2 separate regions of the Homo sapiens genome follow, and region 2 is linked to region 1. The links are chromatin loops, found by intact Hi-C in ENCODE. Cell type or tissue: Caco-2. All regions are shown on one strand. Each heading gives the region's core, and the rest is flanking DNA. Links, peaks and the distances in the headings are about the cores only.

Evidence for each region. A loop is a pair of places that touch in the nucleus more often than their neighbours do. Peaks named below come from ENCODE experiments on the same cell type or tissue, not always from the same donor. Only the 100,000 strongest peaks of a DNase experiment are listed, where the experiment ranks them.
Region 2: a loop joins it to region 1, with 3 times the contacts of the local background. A loop is called at or near these places in 2 of 110 quality-filtered maps.

Annotation. Positions count from the first base shown.
Region 1 is chr1:245,608,297-245,611,213 of GRCh38, forward strand. KIF26B (kinesin family member 26B) reads left to right here. Exons shown (of 15, transcript NM_018012.4): 8 at 970-1,232. Among named protein-coding and RNA genes, the nearest start is that of KIF26B-AS1, 380 kb to the left of the region's middle. In Caco-2, for the core only: no CTCF peak of the experiment used is centred there; DNase peaks (open chromatin) are centred at 1,305 and 1,986.
Region 2 is chr1:245,516,455-245,519,371 of GRCh38, forward strand. The region is part of intron 4 of KIF26B (kinesin family member 26B); the gene reads left to right. Among named protein-coding and RNA genes, the nearest start is that of KIF26B-AS1, 280 kb to the left of the region's middle. In Caco-2, for the core only: no CTCF peak of the experiment used is centred there; no DNase peak of the experiment used is centred there.

The DNA of each region.
Region 1 (2,917 bases), core at 272-2,771:
CCTGTGGCCATCTGCTCCCCAGGCCTTGCCCTTACACGCTTGATATGTTTAGTGAATTGAGGAGCTTCAAAAACTGTCCCTTGGCAGAGATTCCAACAGAGGCCTTGCTGGAGCTCACAGAGGCCAGTTCTCAGCCAGGACAGAAAGCCATTGCCTCTCTCTGCACTTCCGTCCTCCCCAGCCCTTTCTCTTGATCTTGATGTAAGCAGTGATCTGGGTTTTAATAGAATTTGCTCATGCCATAAAAATATACACAGCATTTAACTTGAGACAGGATATAAAGTGTGAATATGTGGACTTAATCTGGGGGGTAACTATAAAAAGAACCATAATGATGATGAAAAAGCCCAGCCTTCCCACTGTGTGTAAAGCAGTGCAGGAACTGGATAGCATGTGATATTTGGGGTCCTCCTCAAGGTACATGGTGATTTAATCTTGTCACATGTCTGGGCTCTTGCTTTGTTTCTTTTTTTTTTAAGAGATGGCTCTCAGTTGCCTGGGCTGGAGTACAGTGGCATGCTCATAGATTACTGTAACCTCCAATTCCTGGGCTCAAGTGATCCTCTCGCCTCAGCTTCCCAAGTAGCTGGGGCCACAGGCATGCCCCACCACACCCAGATAATTTTTAAAAATTTTTCATAGAGGCAGGGTCTCCGTATGTTGCCCAGACTGGCCTGGAACTCCTGGCCTCAAGCAATCCTCCCATCTTGGCCCCCACAAAGTGCTGAGGTTACAGGCATGAGCCACTGAGCCCAACCAGCATTCTTTATTGTAGCCATTTAGTTAGTAATACCAGAAAATGCCTTCTGTTGTTGTCAAATACTATTTCTCTCATCTTTTTGTTCCTTCTCTTCCCTTTTCCCCCCTTCCCTGTGCCTTTCTTCTATATCCTTGGCATCTATTTTGGAGACTCCGTGGAATGATGCCTGGACACTGAACCTGCTTTTCTTCCTTCCCTGGTTCTCCCAGGAAAATCCTACACCATGATCGGAAAGGATGATTCCATGCAGAACCTGGGCATCATTCCCTGTGCCATCTCTTGGCTCTTCAAGCTCATAAACGAACGCAAGGAAAAGACCGGCGCCCGTTTCTCAGTCCGGGTTTCCGCCGTGGAAGTGTGGGGGAAGGAGGAGAACCTGCGGGACCTGCTGTCGGAGGTGGCCACGGGCAGCCTGCAGGACGGCCAGTCCCCGGGCGTGTACCTCTGTGAGGACCCCATCTGCGGCACGCAGGTGATTGCTTCTGAAGCCTGGCTCGCCCCAAGGTGGCTCCCTCCCCACCTCAGAGGCTGGGGCAGCTCCACCCGTGAATCACTGAACCTGTAAACTCAGAGGCTTACGGGTGTTTACTTTAAAGTGGACTGGAACTTTATGGCCTGCAGCTGTGGGGCCATCGGCTTGCCCAGTCTAAATATTTGTACCTTGACTCTAATTGACAATGAGCAGGGACCACAATTACAGCATTTGGGGGAGAAATGGAATTCACTTTCTTTATGCCCCTTTCAAAAAAAAAAAGTAACAATCTTTCTTTTGTTTAACAACAAACCGGAATATTTACTGCTCTGCACAAATAGCTAGAGCCATTACGGGGCTGTTGATGACTCTATAAACTGTGCTTCTGGCACTGGTTTACAGCCGGATTAGCAGTGCTGCAGGAAAAACTAATAACCACTTTCTAATTAGAACCGTGATATAATTGCTAGAACTATGGAAGCCAAGAGAAGCTCCAGTTCACCATTTCAGGATGCTAAGCCTGTTGGGAGGGTCTCTCCTTTGCTGTTTGACAACAGATGTAGGAATGACCCGGGAGCTGCAATTCATTCATATCCAGAATAATCAATCCTTCCAGTCTCTAACAGTAGGCTTTATTTTCCCGTGTTGTCAGATGCCTCCTTTTGTAGATAGGTGTTCCGTTTGATAAGTACCTGCCTCTTCCCAACTGGGATTGTTTGCACAGGTGAGGATACCTCCCGTGGCCTGTTATACTCATTACTCAAACCTGACCATGCTCTTCCCCTGCTTAAAGCACCTCAGATCCCTCCATTTCCCTGAGTCCTCTTTCGTCTGCATCTGTCACCTCGAGGACTTGTTTAAACACTGATCGCTGGGCACCCCCCCAGAGTTTCCAATTCAGTAGGTCTAGAGTAGAGCTCCAAAATGTGCATTTCCAACAAGTTCCCATGAGATGCTCATGCTGCCGGTCCAGGGATCACAGTTGGAAATCACTGTTCTGAGGCATCAAATGTGCAGAGACAGTATCTACACAGTGTCTGTGATGCAATCAGTAGGACTCGACCCACTGCTCCTGTTCCAGGCATTTTCTAGACATTCAAATATGCTTTCACCCCCATTCATTTTTAGAACTTCATTGATGAAATTCCACTAAGGGGTGAAAAGTCTGGTTAAATGAAGGCTAAGAAAAAGAAGAAAAGACCAATATTCCCTTTAATTCTTGTTGAAAAATCTTTTAAATTCTTTGGTTTATTTTTCCATAGCGAGACAAAATTTTGAACACAAAAGAATCTCTCTTTGAAGTCTGAGGATTTTGATGGCCTCAGGTTCTAAATATTGGCTCTTACAGTTCAAAATTATTTGTATAGTTAGAGTAGAAAATTGTCAGAATTTGTACCAACCTTAAGACATGTACTGCAAATTAGTTCTTTGAACAAATCAGAAACATGAGTTGCCTTTTCTCCCCAAAAAGAGGAGTGCTGGTTCAATTCTGTTAATGTGATCGTTGTGATTCAGGTTTAAAATAATTGCCAAGTATTTTCATAAGATTCAGACGCATTACCCTGTGTGCTTTCTTTAATCAATTAATGAGTATGCCGGGAGCATGGATTCAGGAACTAAAGGTAAATAGGTATCTCCTAAATTTAGATGAGACATTCAAGTATCGTGAGTGTTTGAGGGTGCCC
Region 2 (2,917 bases), core at 90-2,589, 92 kb before region 1:
TCACATGCGTCTATATGAACGCCCCGCTGCAGCTGCCTTTGCTATACAGTGAATACACTGTGGGTCTATTATTCGCCTCTTCAGATCCAGCCCAGGAGTTGGTGCAGACTCATTTTTCACTTTCCTTTGACCCTGGGTGTCTCCACAAATGAACCACCTGCTGTGTCTTGGTGGGGGTGGAGATGTGGGGTGAAGTAATGAGCCCGCAAGGCCTGTCTGTGCCTATTGGCTGCTCTAAAGGGAAGTTGAGGAATACTGCAAAGCCACAAATCTGAGATGTCAGCTCATAAATCTGTAAGCTCCTTGCTTAAGTAATACGCTCCTTGACGGCCAAAACTGTCATTTGCACATTCTCTTCAGCTGAACACAAAAGTTCCGGTTACCAGACTGTCCCTGGATACTGGGGACTAAAAGCTGGTGATTGGCGGAGTTTGGGGGTGGGGAGGGGGCGCTGGGCTGATTGCCCTGGCTGCTCCCCACAGCTCCACGGCTGCTGCTTTCACCCCCACCTGACCATGGTCGCAGTGGGGGGCTTTCTCTTGGTATTTAATTAGTAAGTGTAGGCAAACATTTGCATTGTGGCACTGGGATAGGAAAAGAGTTGAACATGAATATAAAAATGGGGATGGGGCCGGGTGTGGTGGCTCACACCTTTAATCCCAGCCGCCAAGGCGGGCAGATCACTTGAGGTCAGGAGTTCGAGACCAGCCTGGTCAACATGGCGAAAACCCTACCTCTACTAAAATACAAAAACATTAGCCGGGCGTGGTGACACGTGCCCCAGCTAGAGGCAGGGAGGCTGAGGCAGGAGAATCACTTGAACCCAGAAGGCGGAGGTTGCAGTGAGCCAAGATTACAGCACTGCACTCTAGCCTGGGTGAGAGAGTGAGACTCTGTCTCAAAAAAAAAAAAAAGGAAATGGGAGAAATAGTTTCCAGCATTTAGCTTTTGGCGACAATGACTAAATCAATACAAATGTTAATCTCTGTTGCATTATGCTTTTGAAACTGTATTGGCAGTTTAGGAAAAATCCAGTCAACAGTTTAATATGAAAATAGAGACCTGTAGACCAAATGGAGGGCAGGAAGCAGATATTTGCCACACAAACATTTATTGAGCGCTTGATGTATTATAGGTGCTGTGTAAAGTTTTGGAGATTCAGAAATGAATCAAAGAGAGGAGTGAACATACAAATTATCCCAACTATAATACCGGTGATAAGCCACAAGGTAGCTCTGCTAGCACGGAACATATGGAAGAGATGAATAATTCTGCTTCGGAGGGAAGGAGTCATATTAGAGTTGGGTCTAGAAGAATGAGCAGGAGGTGGCTGGGAAGGGAGGGCGTTTGGGCAGAGGAATTGGCATGATTCTCTGTGTATGCACAGGACCATGAAAGTGAATGGTGTCATGTAATTTTTTTTTTTTTTTTTTTTTGAGAATGAGTCTCACTCTATCGCGCAGGCCGGAGTGCAGTGGCACGATCTCGGCTCACTGCAACCTCCACCTCCTGGGTTCAAGCAATCCTCTGCCTCAGTCTCCCAAGTAGCTGGGATTACAGACGCCTGCCACAACAATCGGCTAATTTTTGTATTTTTAGTAGAGACGAGGGTTCACCATCTTGGCCAGGCTGGTCTTGAACTCCTGACCTTGTGATCCACCTGCCTCAGCCTCCCAAAATGCTGAGATTACAGGCGTGAGCCACCGCACCCAGCAGGTGTCATGTAATTTTATTCATATTTCCTGATGACTAAGACAACGTATTTTTCAGATTCTCAAAACAGGCAATGATTAGTAATAGATCACCTTAAATAGGATGTTATAATGGTGATGAAGACCAATCACAGCTGCCTGGAAACAGTAGATCATGGGTCAATAATGGGCCCACACCTGGGTTTTGTTACTGAGTCAACCTACGCTACTTGTTCATGTTGTACCTATTTATCTTGAGCTGGTATTAGTATATCCATTTCTAAAAATCCTTGCTTGAGAAGGAAAAACTATTCAGGAGAAAGAAGAGGAGATAAAGTCTAAACAACTTGATTTCACTTGAAAAGTCCTAAGTCGTCCCTTGGAAACTATCTATAGTAAAAAGCATGGGATTTTATACCGTGTTTTAGGCAACTGAAAGGCTTTTTTACAATTGTAGTAAACACTGACTGCCAGCATTCTGGTACCAGTTACTTTATTAAGGTAAATTCCCAAAACTCACAATAGTGGGAAAAAATACTGATAAGCCTTCTAAAACACCAAAGAAGTGTAGAACAACATCTTGGATGCTTTTAGTCACGAGTCAGAACGCCGCGGTGGTTACAGAGCAATAGCATTTCAGAGCTGGGAGAGACCTTAGAGATCATGTATTTTGTGGATTTTCAAATCTTTGAAGAATGATGTTCTGGGTAAGGAAGCTGCTAAGAGTCCATGAGCTAGTTAGTGAGGACTGCTACACTCTTACACACTCACTCCCGGATCCCTTTGTGCATGATTTCTGTCATTCAACCAGTGTTCATAAAGCCCTTGTAACATGGAGGATAAATATTTGAATAAGATACTGGCTTTACCCCGCAGAAGCTTAGAGCTTTGAAAGGAGGTAAGACATATAGGTAAATAATACACATAGGAAGTTATTTTAAAAATATAATGAGAGTTATTAGAGTTCAGAAGATGGAAACTTATTTCCTAGTGAAATGGATGACTGTGTCCTGTAATAGAATATTTACTATATTTAGTAACAGATTTATACAGTCTCATTTGTTTTAGTTAAGAAGTTTGAGTATCCAACAGAGAAAAAAGGTTAGGTAAAAATTAAGTACAGTGAGGCCAGGCACAGTGGCTCACACCTGTAATCTCAGCACTTTGGGAGGCTGAGGCAGGCGGATCACTTGAGGTTAGAAGTTCAAGACCAGCCTGGCCAACAT